2 separate regions of the Homo sapiens genome follow, and region 1 is linked to region 2. Evidence: chromatin loops called from intact Hi-C (ENCODE). Cell type or tissue: mammary epithelial cell. All regions are shown on one strand. Links, peaks and the distances in the headings refer to the core of each region. The heading gives the core; the rest is flanking DNA.

Region 1 (8,241 bases), core at 1,692-6,691, 100 kb before region 2:
ACATATATATACGTATATATATATATACGTATATATACGTATATATAACCTAGTAATAGACACTTACCATGTACTACAGCCTATGCTAATAATACTAATAATTTTACAATAAATTTAGAAATATTATTTATATATTATTATCTAATACTTAAAGCACTTACCATGTTTCATGGTCTACATTAAGAATATATATGCAATATTTTAGTTAATCTTTTTTTTACTGAAGAAAATGTTTTCAGAATAGTAGAGAGGATCTTAAAGAGTTAAGTAACTTGCCATGGGTACAAATCTTTGTGTCATTGTTGGGATTCAAATACATTGCTTTGGACTGGATAACAGAAATATTCAAACATTAGTCTACACTGCTATTCTATATTAAGTCAATAGATACTAGGAAAAAGGCCACACATAAAATTATAACCATTACACCCAAGAAAATTAAAGCAACATTTGTTTCTGTCTCTTTGTTAAACCATACTGGAACCATGGATGCTTAATTTTCCTGTGTTAAATACTGCCGATGACCAGAAATACCTTAGCTACTGTGTTTCAGGGGGAAAAAATGCTGATCAAAGTTGCAACTGTGAACTCCCTCAAATAGCTTTCTTAATAATGCTAATAATAGCTTGTTTATCAAGACTTGCTTGAAGATTTTTGCTTCAATGTGTCATCTTTAGAACAAACAACAAACAACAACAACAAAAAAAAAAAAAACAGAAAGAAAGAAAACTGCCATAAAAGTCTGTGCAATATCACTCAGTCTTTTGCTTTGCAAGAGCCGTCCTAAAATGTCTTACTCTAGGCCCTAAGATTTTATCATTATCCTCCTTCTGGGTCTCCATTTGAGATACCACTAACACAGTCTCTGTGGTTTTCTGCTGTATAAAATATTTGACTAATACAAATAACTATTTAACAGTTTTTTTCTGATGCCTTTTAGGAAGTTTTCAGTTAACAGGCATATAACATACATAAATTTTATGTTTCACTTTGATAGAAAGTGTTTTCAATGGACTTATTCATTAGTACTATATTTATAATAACTGTTCTAGTTCACCGGCAATAATATAAAGCATCAGAGCAAAATATCAAGAGCATATGCAAGAAATGTAAATTATTTATTAAAAAGACCATTGATATTTAGGAGGCAGAAAATGTATCTCATTTGTTAGGAGCACTGAATTTGCAATATGTGGATTAAAATGAGACTGGGAGGAAAGTAAAAGATATCAATTTATGCAACAGTTTAAACACTTTACCCAAAATTTATGAAAGTGAAATTGCCCTAGGGGAATTTGTTCACATAAAGAACTAAATATACCTTTATTTTGTTTAAGAAATTCTTCCTTATTGATCTATTTCAAATAAATTCACTAGATATACTGGAACTATGAATTAATTATTCCAGAAGAAATTTTTGTGTGTATGTGAACAGGAGAGAGAAAGACAAAGTAAGGGAAAGTTTTTTAGTGAATAAAACTTTGTATTAATAAACCTTGAGAAATTTGAGGTTACAAGTATCAATGTGTTTGCCTAAAGCATCTTGCCTACTATCACACTTCATAAGATATATCAGTTTCATTTTTACATAAGATTTTTAAAAACATATTTACTTATATATCTTGGCCAGTACTGTCTTTATTTTAACACTGCAAGTCCCAGAGACCAGGAAACCTCCCATCCCTTCCAAAACAAAGCCTCATATTCACTCTATAATATTCAGCATACAAAGAACAAATCTAAAAGGCATATATGTGTTTTTTCGGATATATCAATGGAAATGATGAAACTGTAGAGAGCTTATTTTTAGTGTTTATTTATTTAAATAAGTTGCATTTTTATACCAATTTAAATCATGTATTAGTGTTCAAGACATGGGGCAAAAAGTCATGTACAAATTTATGAGTTCTCCTCAACATTGATATGAATCAAATGAAAATAGCAGAAATGTATATATGTTCACATTTGTTTTATTATTTTATAAATGCAAAGAAGTTCTATTGTGTTTTCAAAAGGATATAAAAGGACCAATATAACAATCTATACATTTTCTTATGTTCTTTCAGAAGCATTTATAGGAGTAGACAAACATCTTTAATGTATTACACTGACAACTTTTTAAAAATTATTTTTAATTGACACATAATAATAGTACATGTTTATGAGGTACAAGGTGATATTTCAAAACCTACATGCAATGTGTATCAATCAAATCAGAGTAATTAGCAATCCATCACTTCAAACATTTATTATTTCTTTATGTTGAGAATATTCAAATCTGCTCTTCCATTTGAAAATATACTATTGGTTGTTGTTTATTACAGTCACTAAATAGTGCTATGGAACACGAGAACTTACTTCTGCTATGTAGCTGTACTTTTACACCCATTAACAAATCTCTAGCTATCCCCGACATACCCTTCCCTTCCTAGCCTCTAGTAACCACTATTTTACTCTCTACTACTGTGAGATCAACTCTTTGAGCTTCCACATAGGAGAGAGGACATGTGATACTTATCTTTGTGTGCCTGTCTTATTTCACTTAACAGCCCACAAGCTAATCCATATTGCAGCTAATGACAAAATTTTGTTCTTCTTTATCACTAAGTAGTGTTTTAAACAATGGCAACATTTCTCTTATGACACTTTTATGGCAAATAAATAATATAGTTGTATTTGTTACAAATTAAAATATGATTATCTTCTTGGGCATAGTTTCTCAAATTTGCATAATAATAAAAATCAATTGAGCATTTCTGAAAGTACTTCTTCCCAGAGCCCACCCCAGGCAAAGAGGCTCAAAATCAATTAAAAATATTATTATTTGTAAATTGACTTCTCTTAGCCTAAAAATAAACACTTTCAAAATGTGTTTTCTCAAACATGAATAATTAATTCATAATGTGGGCTCCTCTTCCAATCATAAATCAAGTTTTCGAAAGAATGATCCTGAAAATTAGGAAAAGCAGTAATAATAAGAATAGTCTCAGGTTTAAGTTAAAGTAAATTATTATTTTGCTATCAGAATGAGGGGCCGCATGCAAAAGCCTAATAGATAAAATTCAGTCAGTACATTGCCACGTATATATGTGAAATTAAGGCTTCTTAAAGAAAAGAATATGTAATATCTATTGATACTTATTTAGTGTACTGAGCTATAGAAATTTCTTTGGTTTCTGGGAGTTTCAGTATTAAAACTGAGACAGCATCAGCCAATGAGGAATAGCAATTGCTACATTAATTGAATGACTGATGTAAGCAATACTATATAGAAAATAAAGATTGCTTTTTGCAACTTATAGAGTACAGATAAATTAAGACCTATTAGATGACAGTTTTGTAACTAACACACATTAAGGGAAATAGTGAATTTTTTCTTCATTTCCTATGTGAAAAATACAGATTCAGAAAATAAATAATTCATTAGAAATCTCATTAAAAATTCATTCATAAAATAACTCATTAATAAGTGTCAGACCTCAGTTTGGGAGATTCAAAAGCAAGTGCTGGAATATTCCAGAACACTTGCTCTGAGTAGGCGTGAGAGATCATTAAATAAATATTGTAGCAGATTTCTACCACTCCAAGTCACTCTTGTCAGATGAAGCTTTTGACAGTAATTGTTTTGTAAATGCATCATAGTGAAGAACTGAGGAAATGAGAAGAAACTGTATATTCAAATGTTCTACAAGGATAAATAAATGCTTTAACATTTGAAAAAAATGTATTGACTGTGCCAGATTTTTATTAGTTTATACCTGTGTGGAAAAACAGGATGAAATATGTAACAAATATTTTATGCAGTAATATTCGTGATATTTCAATTTATCTGTTTCATGATTGGCCATATTTATTCAAATAGAGTTTTGATGACAAATAAGTATTTATTCTGACATATTCAATAGGCATTACTGTATTGCCTAATGTGGTTAGGTGTTTCTATATACAAGAGAATAATTAATTATCTTCCATCATCATAACAATAACATTGTGAAAAACATCATTTATTTACAATTATGAAACTGAGCACAATATAAGAAAACTTTTAGAGTTTTCTCATTTTATACAACTATTATGTAACAAAACAAGATTTCTATACACAACTTGCTTTTTACATAATCAGTGCACATGTCCCCCAACTGAATTATTTTCAACTATAATATCATTCAGGCAAAAGTCATAAATCAAAAGAATCATATCTGCAATATTGTTTTAGCTGGAAGTTATTAGGCAATACTTCTGTAATAACAACAAAATGCAGTCACTTGCCACAAAGGTTTATTTCCTGCTCTGGCTGTGTTTTCATTGTTGGTCAGCTGACACTTCTGTGTCATCATTACCCTGTAATAAAAAAACGATAGAACGCCTTCATCTGTATTATGCCCAATTGTCCTGGCAGATAAAAAGAAAATAAAAGAAAAAGAAAAAAAAGAAAAGGTGACTATGGTGGGTCTCATATTGTTACAGGATTCCTTTGGTGCCACTTTGCCAGCTGGGAATCTCTGTGGCCAGCACTGCCTGGAAATCTCTGTGGCCACGGCTGCCTCTGGCCTGGCCTTTCTAGGGCCAGCTGGACTCGCTCTGCCTGCTCAGCCCAGCAGCCTGCACTCAGTTCACTCCCTGGCCCGGATCCCATGACTGCCTTGGCTCTATGCTCAGCTTGAGCCTGAATCAGGCGTGCTGTGAGTGGCTTCTGTATAGGGCGCAGGCGTCTAGAATAGGCGAAGGTTGGTGGTGCCCAAAACCTCAGAGATGCCAGCAATCGCGGAGCCCCAAGTGGTGTTACAGCTCTTGCTTGGGGAGTCCCAAGGTTTGGGCCCCAAGAAAAGTTGCAGCTCTTTACTCTCGTAGCTCAGCCAGTGGGAGCGTGTTATAGCTGTCTTTCTCCTGTAGTCCGGTGAGCAGGAATGTGTTATAGCTCTTTCATTCCAGCCGCCCACAGCTGAGTGAGTTCCAAGTTCTTGTCCTGTGACCAAGAGGAATAAGGTGTGTGGACACTGGAGAGTAAGTAAGGCAGAGAAGAATTTTATTGAGCGACAGAAGGAAAGCCCTCAACTGTGAAAAGGGACCCTGAAAGTGGGTTGTCATCTGTGAGGCTGAGTCTGGGCTTGTCTGGGTTTACAATGGGAGAATGTGTGCTGATTGGTCCATAGGTGTTCTTTGAAAAAATCACCATCCAATTGGTTAAAAAGCATCATCCGGAAGGAACCAATCAAGAGAGAGAAGGTAAGCTGGGGATAGAACTTCTAACTCTGATCATGAACTCTATCTGGAACTAGCAGCTCGGTTTTCAGGCTTTAAACTGTCTTCGGCTTGAAGGTCGGGTTTCACCAGGGACTCATCCCTGTTTGCCTAGGAGTGTGTCTGTCTCGTGTCACTGTCAATATTGGCATTAATTATTTAAAGATGCTGGCTTCAAAAAGAACTATTCCATCAGCACATTCAGTTCCTTGCCCAGCATTTGCCACAAAATCCCATAAACCTACAAGGTAGATTGGAAGTGCAATCTTACCAGGTGCTTCAGATAAATCAAAACAGAATATTTACCAAATACCACATTAACTGGTATAAGTTTATTATTATGAGATTAAGGCCCATATACCATATCTCACCTCTTGTCTGATTATTAAGAGATGCCTCTCTCCCAACCAGCCAAATGAAAAAAAATGAAAGATGTCCCTCTAAGTTAAATGATTTGTATTTTTTTTTCTGTTGAGGGCTTCAAGAAATTATATTGAATGAGAAAAACAAAAATAGTTAAAGGTCATTTACTAGTTTCCTGCTATAACTGACGTCTTTGCATTGTGGACACTTAGGTTATGAGGAGCATATATAAGGAAGTATGGAAAATAAATAACTAAAATTAACATTTTAAGATATTTTCTGACTCCATAAATAAAGTCAAGGTTCCGAAAGAGTATATAACAAACTTATAGTATTTGTCTCTTCTGGGAAGTAGCAATGAAGGTGTGAGAAGAGAATGTTATGCTTTGCTGCATTATATCATATATATAATTTACAATAACTTCAGGTATATTTAAATTCAAAAAATAAATGAATGAAGGAAGGAACAAAAATAATAAAGACTAAGTAAATGAAAGATATAAATATGACTAAATAAAATTATATGGGACAAAGAATGAAAAACATGGCATTTAATACTTAAGCATTTGGTTTTTATTCCATAGTATAACCAAAAGTTGGGATTCATCCCAATGAATTTAAAGGTTAACTTTGCCAAGGTTAAAGACCATGGCTCATGACACGGCCTCAGGAGGTCCAAGTCTGAGAGTATGTGCCCAAGGTGGCTGGGTTACAGCTTTGTTTTATACATTTTAGAGAGACAGAAGCTACAGCCAAAGACACAAATCCATACATGTAAGATAAATAATGATTTGGCCCAGAAAGACCAGACATCTGGAAGTTGGGGCTTTCAGGTCATAGGAGGATCCATAGGTGGATTTCATGATTTGTTTTAATGTTAATGCTGGTCAGTTGTGTGTAAACTCTGTAAACCAAAAAGTACTTCAGACAAGTCTCAATCAATTTAGAAAGTTTATTTTGCCAAGCTTAAGGATGTGCCTGAGACACAGCCTCAGGAGGTCCTGACAATATGTGCCCGAGGTGGACAGGTTACAGATTGGTTTTATACATTTTAGGGGTCATGAGACATCAATCAATATATGTAAGATGTACATTGGTTTGGTCTGAAAGGCAGGACAATTCAAAGTGGGGAAGGGGCTTCCAGCTCATAGGTAGATAAGAGGCAAATTGTTCCATTATTTTGAGTTTCTGATTAACTTTTCACTGAATATACAATTTACAGAAATAGTCACTTGTGCTTTTGTCTGGCTTAGTGAAACAGTGGAACAAAGGAAGCAATTGGGTATGCATTTGTCTCATGTGAGCATAGGGATGACTTTGTGTTCTGCTTGTCCTTTGTCCACAAGGAATTTCCTTGTGGGCAAATTGTAGGGAGATATGTAGCTTTTTTGTAGCTATCTTATTTAGGAATAGAAAGAGAGGCAGGTTTGCCCGAAGCAGTACCCAGTCTGACATTTTTCACCGGGTTAGTGATGTTAGGGTACCGAGATTTATTTTCTTTCCACAACTCCAAAGGGAGAAGGGCATAATGAGGCATGTCCAACCCTCCATTTCCATCATGGCCTGAACTAGTTTTTCAGGTATCTTTGGGGTCTCCTTGGTAAAGAAGGGGGTCCATTCAATTGATTGAGGGGCGCAGAATTTTATTTTTCGTTTAAAATAGGCAGTAAAATATCTTTTTAGGCTTCTAAGAAGGTTGGTAACATGATTAGATTTATACGCTACAAGATATATATAATATTATGCTGTATATTCAAATAAATAATGAAATAGCAGTTAGTTGTCATTCAACCACTCTATGAAAAATGAATGACACATCTCCTTATGAATCTCTGTACTAACACGTCTAATTTTAAAAATATATTGAAATTGAGCAAAAGTGAGTTTATCACAACCTAATTTCTACAATATCCTAAATGCTTACCATGTTCCAAGTACTAACTTATGTACATAGTAGCAAAGAAATATTAATCATGTTAAGTAGCATTCATCCACATTAAATCTATCAGGCATACCAAGCAAGTTCAACACATTTAATCCTCACAATACTTCACTATAGCTGTAAGATGTAGGTATTACTAGCCCAATGTAATAGATGAGAAAAATAAAATTCAAAGAGGTTTAATTACTAGCCCAAGGTCACTACCTCAAGATTGGTCCACATATGAGTCAAGATCAAGTCTGTCTGTCCTCAAAAGACATAAGTTTCCCACTAAGTTTTACTATTTCTCTATTTTGATTTTTATAGTAAGAGCAAGTTGTTTTTTTTTCTCACATAAATTTTTACAATGGGAAAAAAGTAATCAGAAAAAATTGCTCATACTGCATAAAATGTACGTAGAGGACACTGAAGCTATTAGAATGTGTGTAATTTCTTTATATTCATTTTGATTGCAGTACCAGAATAAGCTGATAACTTCGTTTCCAATTTGAATATGTAGTCACAGCAACATGTTATTTTCTGATGCCAATGTTTTTGTTTTCTTTTGGAGAAAGAGTTCGATTTTCCCTTTTTTCTTAGACAAAAAAGTCTTGTACATTTCTCAAATATACATTACCCTTATGTTTGAAAGGAGGAGATGCAAGCAGCAGCAAACAGTCTGAAAAAATCAGCAATAAGTACAGTTCAGCTATTAG
Region 2 (8,241 bases), core at 1,457-6,456:
AGGGGGAGTGTGGAGTGGGAAGTGTGAGTTGAAGTGTATCTTTGCTTATTTGTCTAAATTCACTATAGCCAATTACCTCTTCTTTGGAAGACTCTAAGCCTTTTTATGGTGCCAGAAGTGTCTACAGTGAACTATTAGCTAGTTTTTGATAAGTATTGTTATAAAAGTCTCCTAAAGTGTCTCTGTTCCTTCATGATTTTTAAATTTCAGTGCCATCATTATTATTCACTAGATATGTGGAATCTACAAATCTCCCCAAACACACACACTCAGACACACACAAAACACACACAAAAAGCACAGATTCTGAACAGCAGTAACTTTTAAATGTACAGTTATGTTAACAAGAAGATACAGGAATAACAAAAACAATTGTGGAAGAATGGAATTAGTATGAATACGAAGATTCTGTCACTGAAGCCCTGAGAGTATTTAATTACACATTATCATATTAAATTACCATACATCAAAAAGATTAAACTTGTTACACAAGGCAAAAGATATATTACAACACATAGGAAGGATGGGTATTTAAATTTGACACTCAATTACAAAGCTGGATATTAGGACAGGTTACAATATCAAAAAAATGGTAGATCAGGAATGGCATAATGATACAGATTAACTTGTTAATCTTGGATTTAACAATTTTAGAGAGAAAATTTCCTCCATGAGAAGTGTTAACTATAGTTCTGACATCATTGGAGTTGGAGTTAAAATGGGAATTATCTGGGAAACCCTAAGAGCATTCATACTAAAGTCTATAATCCTGGGTGGCATCATATAACATTTAATTATCCTCAAGTGAAACAGTGCTGCAATCCAGGCCCTCCAATATTTTCATAGATTCAGTTCAGTTAAACACAAGCCCAAATCCAAAACTGGAAATACAAGAAAATTGTGAGAAAGAGAGACACCAAGAGACATAATCAGCAAAAACAACAAAATGAAAATCAACCATCCTACGTCCAAAGCATTTGATACTTGAAGAACACAACATAAGCTACAAAATCTATATTTCTTAATGTTCAGAAAAAGAAAGTACATAAAATTTTATCTGAGAGCTTTAAATCAAAACCAGTGGAACTTCAAATGTAAAAAATATAATAAGGATTGAATGTCTACTAGTTCAGTTAAATATCAGATTAGACACTAATGGCAAATAAACTAGTAAACTTTAAGTCACACATAATATAATCATCTGAAGTATACTCCAATAAGAGAAAGACATAGAAATTTAAAGGCCAGTGCAAGACATCAAAACTGGATTGAGGACATATAATACAGCTAACCTGAGAGTCAATGTTGAAAGAGATAATGACAGAACATTATAAGAATGTTCATTAGTCAGGCTCCCTTATATTCAGGAAGCAAAATTTCTCTCAAGCAAAACAGTACATATATATATGTGTGTGTGTCTCTGTGTGTGTGTGTGTGTGTGTGTGTGTGTGTGTGTGTGTGTGTGTGTATGTACGTCACCATAACGGATGCCAAAGGGGTAGAAGAAGAGATATTGAAAATAAATGAGAAAGAAAGCAGATAGCCTATATGATGATGAGTTTAATCAGAGGCTCTACAGAAGTTAACCATGGAATTAGAAAGATAGTGGAAAGTTGTTTTTAAAAGGGTGAAAGAAATCACATCAGCCTACAATTGTATCCTTAGTAATCTGTCAACCTGGAATAAAACACAATAGAAAACGTGTAGAAATTACTATAACAAGTGCTAAAGACATTCTTCAGGAAGAAGAAAATGTCAGAAGGATGATTTGAGGTAAAATAAGAAATTTTAAAAAACAGAATTAATAAAATTAAAAGTAATTATGAATACAATTTTGCTTCATAAAAACACCAAATATAGTTTTTTCTTTTTCTTTTTCTTTTCCAATATGGCAGATTAAAAGCTTTTAGCATGTGTCAGGCACTTGGAAATAGCAAAATACTGCATAAAGATAAATTCTGCGAGCTTTAACTCAAGAAGGAAAATGGAAATTCACCACAATAGTGAAGGACACCTCTGATCCTGCAGAGAAGGAGGTGGGCAAGCAGCTTCTCTAACGGCATCTGACTAATAAAAATGACTGAACCTCCTGTACATGAGAAGGGCAGAGAGTCTTCCATTGTGACTCAACTTTCCACTAAGTGACATGTATAATCCAGGCCAAGGGAGAGCATTTTGCTTCTCTCAAGTCTTGGAGCTAACCTGGGAAGAGGTTGGACATGCTGAGAGGGAAAGACATGGGGAAAATCTGCTGCCATTTTCCAAGACCTGCAACAGAGAGGAGGATTCCATTTTTAATCCAGGCTCTTGCAAAGTCAGTCATGTCTGGTGACACAGCAGGACAGGCACACAGGTATTATAATCTCAGGCCAGAGATTGAAGTGCTTGCTCTAAAGGGGTGGAAGGGCCCCTACAGCCAGAATTGAGTAGCAGGTGTGGAAAGCATCCCAGCACTAGACAATAGACTTGGGCTATCTCCCATCACAGACTGGAGTGGGAAGAGAGTTGTTGAAACTGAGGTTTCTCCTGAGCAGAAAGACTTGAAGACAGGGAGAGTTTTGTATCCCGAAACTTTTCTGCATGTGTCATTGCTGGGTGCCTCTGCCCGCTCCCCTGAGATCATGAGGGGAGGCCTGAGGCCCTCTCTACTCTAGCCCCAGGCAGAACATCTGGCATTTAGAGTACACATTTGCCTGGACCAGCAGCCTGAGCCACCCACCCTTTCTGGGCACAGATCATGGTGCAGCAGAGCCCTCTCTGCTCCATGCTCAGGGAAATCTCCAGACATCTGGAGTACACATTAGCCCAAGTCAGCAACCTAAGGCACCCTACCCGTTTTGTGCAGAGATCTTCATGAAGTGGTGAAGCAGTGCAGCCTCCACTCCATGCCTGGCATATTTCTAGGTATTTGCTGCACCCCCTTGCCTGGATTAGCTGCCTGGGCTGCTCCCTCTTTCCTGCAAAGATGTTGTTGCATCACTGGGTACTCACCTCCTTGCTGGGGGACAATGAAAATACCTCCTTTCCTGGATTAGCGTAAGCTACCCCCCTTTCTCCTGCAAAGACCTTGTTGCAGTGGCAGTTTTTTGAATCCTCTCCAGGGAATACTTCCAGCCACCCACTCACCTGGAGAGCCTGAGCTGCCCCTCTTGCTATGCAAAGACCTTGGTGTAGCAGCACACTCTCTGCACACTCTCTCAGCACACTCACCTGGAAAGCCTGAGCTGCTCTTCCTTCTGTGCAAAGACCTTGGTAAGGGAGCACACTCTCTGCTCTATGCCCAGACATATCTCCAGGCCTTTGGTACACATGCTCCCTAGAATAGGAGCTTGAGCTGTCATCCCCTTCCCACACACACAAAAAAGCTTGGTATAGTAATACTCCCTCTGCTCCACACCCAGACATAAGTCCAGGCATTTGGCATACCTACTCCAGTGGGTTAGAAGTTTGAGCCACCCCCCCCTTCCTTCCTATGCAGAGATCTTGTTGTGCCAGCAGTTTACTTCTTCCCAGGCATATTATCCATCATGAGGTGCACCTGTCCCCCTGGAGTAGGAGTTGATCCACCCATCCTGTCTACCGCAATGATCTTATGGCAGCAATGACTTCTCCACTCCTTTCCAAGTCATATTTCCACATATCTGGCACACCCACTTTCCTGACAACATTCTAAGCCACCTCTCCCTTCAGGTGTAAAATCTTGGTGCACCAGTGCTCTCTCTGCTCAATGTCCAGACATATCTCAAGACATTTGGAGCACACAGTCTTCTAGATTAGGAGTTTAGACATCACTACTTTCCATGCACAGTACTTGAGGCAGTGGAAGTTACACAACTCCATCTCTACAAACACCTCTGGATACTTGGCAGCCTCCCACTGGATACCCCCGTGGAACTGGTGCTTGTGCTTGCCATTGGGGAAACTGTAGGTGGGCCTGGCTGGTGTGGTTTTGCCCTTCTTGGTCTCTCCTCCTCTAAGCCTGAGCAAGGAGGGAGCTCAGTCCATTGCGCATTCCAGAGATCAGCCTGAGGCAGGGAAAGTTTGCCTTAGCAAAGTAGGATCCAGTATAAATCCATCCACATTGGCTGGAGCAGCTTTTACCCATAAGTGCCACCTACTGGCCTGGATGTTAAAGAGCACAACACACAGGAAATTTGGCAGAGGCACAAAGCACTGGGGGAGCAGTTTCCTAAGACTTCCACCATCCTGGCCCACAGGAGGGAGTCAGCCTGCTCACACTCCAAGCACATTGCTACTACAACCAGCATTTGGGGAAGCCACTATACAAAGGCTATCTATAACCAAAGATCTTATACTGACTGCCTTGGAAAATACCCAGAACCAAAGTCAATGGACCCTACACAACATCATACGTTATACTTCCTTAGGATTGGATTGGGGTGTGGGGGAAAATACTATTCAAACAAAAGCAATATTAAAACATAAGGAGAGGTAGCTTATCCAAATATGAAGAAAAAAAAAACAGAGAAACAAATCAGAAGGCATAAAAACAAAAAACAAAAAAAGAAAATCTGAAAAAACAGTGATACAGCACTCCAGAAAGGGAACATTAACTCTCCAAAAACTGAATTCTAACCAAATTGAAATTTTAAAAATATCAGACAAATATTTTAAAATATTAATTTTAAAGAAGCTCTATGAGATCTAAGTGAAAACTAAAAATCTACACAAAGAAATCAGGAAAGCCATTCAGGACAGGAAAGAATGAGATAGACACCATAAAACAAAACAAAACAAAACAAATACAATTCTGGAAACAAACAAAACAAATTATTGAAGGAGTTACAAAATATGGCTGAAAGCTTTAATAATAGGCTAGACCAAATGGAAGAAATAATTTCAGAGCGGAAGACAGATCTTTCAAATTAACCCAGTCAGAGAAAAATTTTTAAAAAGAGAAAAAAAAGAAATATCTGAGAAATATGGGATTATATAAAATGTGCAAACCTATGAGTTATAGCTATTCCAGAAAGAGAAGAATAAATAAAAAGTATAGAAACCCTATCTGAGGAAATAATTCAAAAAAATAAATAAAAAGTATAGAAACCCTATCTGAGGAAATAATTCAAAAAAAATTCCTGGGTTTGGGAGAGATTTGAACATTGAAATATAAGAAGCTCAGTGAACTCCTGGAAAATACTTTGCAAGAAAAACTTCACCAAGGCATATATACATAGGACTATCCAAAGTCGATGTGAACAAAAAATTATAAGAGCAGAAAGACAGAATTCTCTTTATCACCCAGTGATATCACTAGACAGATCTTCAAGGCTGAAAATCATCAAGGAAACTCTGGACTTACACTGGACTATAAACCAAATGAACATAATGAACAATGACAAAATGCTTTATCCAACAGCTGAAGAATATACATTCTTCTCACCTTCACATGGAACATGCTCTGAAATCAACCATATACTTGACCATAAAGCAAGTTTCAATAAATTTAAAAAATTAAATGCATGTCAAGTATATTCTCAGACCAGAGTGGAATAAAATTAGAAATAAATATTAAGGCCAGGCGCGGTGGCTCACGCCTGTAATCCCAGCACTTTGGGAGGCCGAGGCGGGTGGATCATGAGGTCAGGAGATCGAGACCATCCTGGCTAACAAGGTGAAACCCCGTCTCTACTAAAAATACAAAAAATTAGCCGGGCGCGGTGGCGGGCGCCTGTAGTCCCAGCTACTCGGGAGGCTGAGGCAGGAGAATGGCGTGAACCCGGGAAGCGGAGCTTGCAGTGAGCCGAGATTGCGCCACTGCAGTCCGCAGTCTGGCCTGGGCGACAGAGCGAGACTCCGTCTCAAAAAAAAAAAAAAAAAAAAAAAAAAAAAGAAATAAATATTAAGAGGAACTCACAATACTGCGTAAGTACATGGAATCTAAACAACTTGCTCCTGAATGACCTTTTAGAAAACAACAAAATTGAGGCAGAAATCAATATATTTTTCAAAATAAATAAAAATAGAGTCACAACACACCAAAACCTCAGGGATGCAGCAAACTCAGTGTTAAGAGGTAAGTTTATAGCATTAAATGGCCACACCAAAAGGACACAGGAATCTCAAATTAATCATCTAATGTTGAACCTCAAGGAACTGGAAAAACAAATAATCCAAATCCCTTAGAGAAGAACTAAATGTGCCTGAGACAATGGAAGAAGATATAATGGAACTATAAAACAAAAATTTGTTTTTCTGAAAGAGTAAATAAAATTTACTGACTGATAGCTAGATTAACCAGAAAAAGATTCAAATAACAACAATCAGAGATAAGAAAGGAGATATTACAACTGATACCTCAGGAAAAAAAAAATTGTGAGACTGCCATGACCTCTCCCATACACACAAACTAGGAAAACTAGAGGAAATGAATATATTTCTGGAATTACATAACCTCCTATGACTTAACCAGGAAGAAATAGACATCCTAAAAAGACTGATAATGCATAATGAAATTGAATAAGTAATAAATTTTTTTAACAAAAAAAGCCCAGGAAAGATGAATTCACAGATGTATTTTACCAGACATACAACAAGGAGCTGGTATCAATCTTACCGAAACTATTTCAAAAAATCGAGATGGGACTCCCCGCTAACTCATATGAAACCACTATCACCCTGATATCAAAATCAGGCAAGAACACAACAATAAATGAACATATGATATGGTTGGCTCTCTGTCCCCACTCGAATCTCATCTTGAACTGTAATCCCCAAGTGTCAAGACAGGAACCTGTAATCCCCATGGGTTGAGGGAGGGAGATGGAAACTTTCCTTTTCAATCTTAGATATTTCTTTATAGCAGTATGAAAAAGGACTAATACAACACAGATGCAAAAATCCTCAACAAATTACTAGCAAATCCTCTCCAACAGCACATCAAAAAGATAATTGATCAGGATCAAGTGGATTTTATTCCGTGAATGCAAAGATAGTTGATCACATACAACTTAATAAATGTGATTCACCACCTAATCAGTATTAAGAACAAAAACCATATAACCATCTCAATAGATGCAGAAATGGCATTAAATAAAGTACAACATCTCTTGATGATAAAAATTCTAAACAAACTAGGCTTCAAAGGAACATATCTCAAAATAATGAGGCAGCTATGACAAACCCACAGCCAACATCATGCTGAATGGGCAACAGCTGGAAGAATTTCCCTTAAGAACTGGAACAACGCAAGGATGCCCATTCTCACCACTCCTATTAAACATAGTACTGGAAGTTTTATCTTGAGTAATCAGGTAAGATAAATAAATAAAAGGCATCCGAATAGGAAAAGAGGAAGTTTAATTACCTCTGTTCACTTATGACATGATCATAAACCTGGCAAACCCTTAGGATTCCTCTAAAATACTCATAGTCTTGATAGACACACCAAGTAAAGTTTCAGAATACAAAATGAAGGTACAAAAATCAGTAGTGTTTCTTCACACCAATGATGTTCAAGCTGAAAACCAAATCAAAACTGTATCCTTTTTACAATAGCCACAAAAATATCTAGAAATATATTTAACCAAGAAGGTAAAAGATCTCTATGAGGAGAACTGCAATATGAAAGAAATTGTAAATGACATAAACAAATGGAAAAACATTCCACGCTCATGACTGGAAGAATCAATATCATTAAAATTACCATACTGCACAAATGAATCTCCATATTCAATTCAATTCCTATCAAACTGTCAATGTTATTTATTATAGAAAGAAAAACAATCCTAAAGTTCATATGGAATCAACAAAATCCCCAAATAGCCAAAGACATTTTAGGCAAACAGAACAAATCTACAGGCATCACGTTGCCTGATTCAAATTATACTACAAGGCTATAATAGCCAAAACAGCATGTCACTGGCATGGAAATAGACACAAAGTTCAATGGAATAGAGTTAGTAAATGTAAAGCTACATGCATACATACAGCTGATATTTGACAAAGCCAACAAAAGTAAACAAGAAAGTTCACCTTATTCAATAAATGGTGCTTAGAAAATTGGCTAGTCATACGCAGAAGAATGAACTGAATCTCTATCTCTTACTCTATACAAAATTAACTCAGGATGAATTAAAAATGTAAATGTTGACCTAAAACTATAAAAATTATAAAAGAAAACCTGGAAAAAGACTCTTCTGGACATCGTCCTAAGCAAATAATTTATAATGTAGTGCCCACAAGCAAATGCAACAAAAACAAAAATAGACAAATGAGACA

The links. A loop is a pair of places that touch in the nucleus more often than their neighbours do. Peaks named below come from ENCODE experiments on the same cell type or tissue, not always from the same donor. Only the 100,000 strongest peaks of a DNase experiment are listed, where the experiment ranks them.
Region 1: a loop joins it to region 2, with 13 times the contacts of the local background. A loop is called at or near these places in 1 of 110 quality-filtered maps.

The regions. Positions count from the first base shown.
Region 1 is chr13:82,650,760-82,659,000 of GRCh38, forward strand. It overlaps LOC124903242 (a long non-coding RNA gene), which reads left to right and starts at 4,631. Exons shown (of 2, transcript XR_007063928.1): 1 at 4,631-5,226. In mammary epithelial cell, for the core only: no CTCF peak of the experiment used is centred there; a DNase peak (open chromatin) is centred at 4,302.
Region 2 is chr13:82,754,122-82,762,362 of GRCh38, forward strand. No RefSeq gene overlaps it. Among named protein-coding and RNA genes, the nearest start is that of SLITRK1, 1.1 Mb to the right of the region's middle. In mammary epithelial cell, for the core only: a CTCF peak has its summit at 4,117 (motif pointing left); no DNase peak of the experiment used is centred there.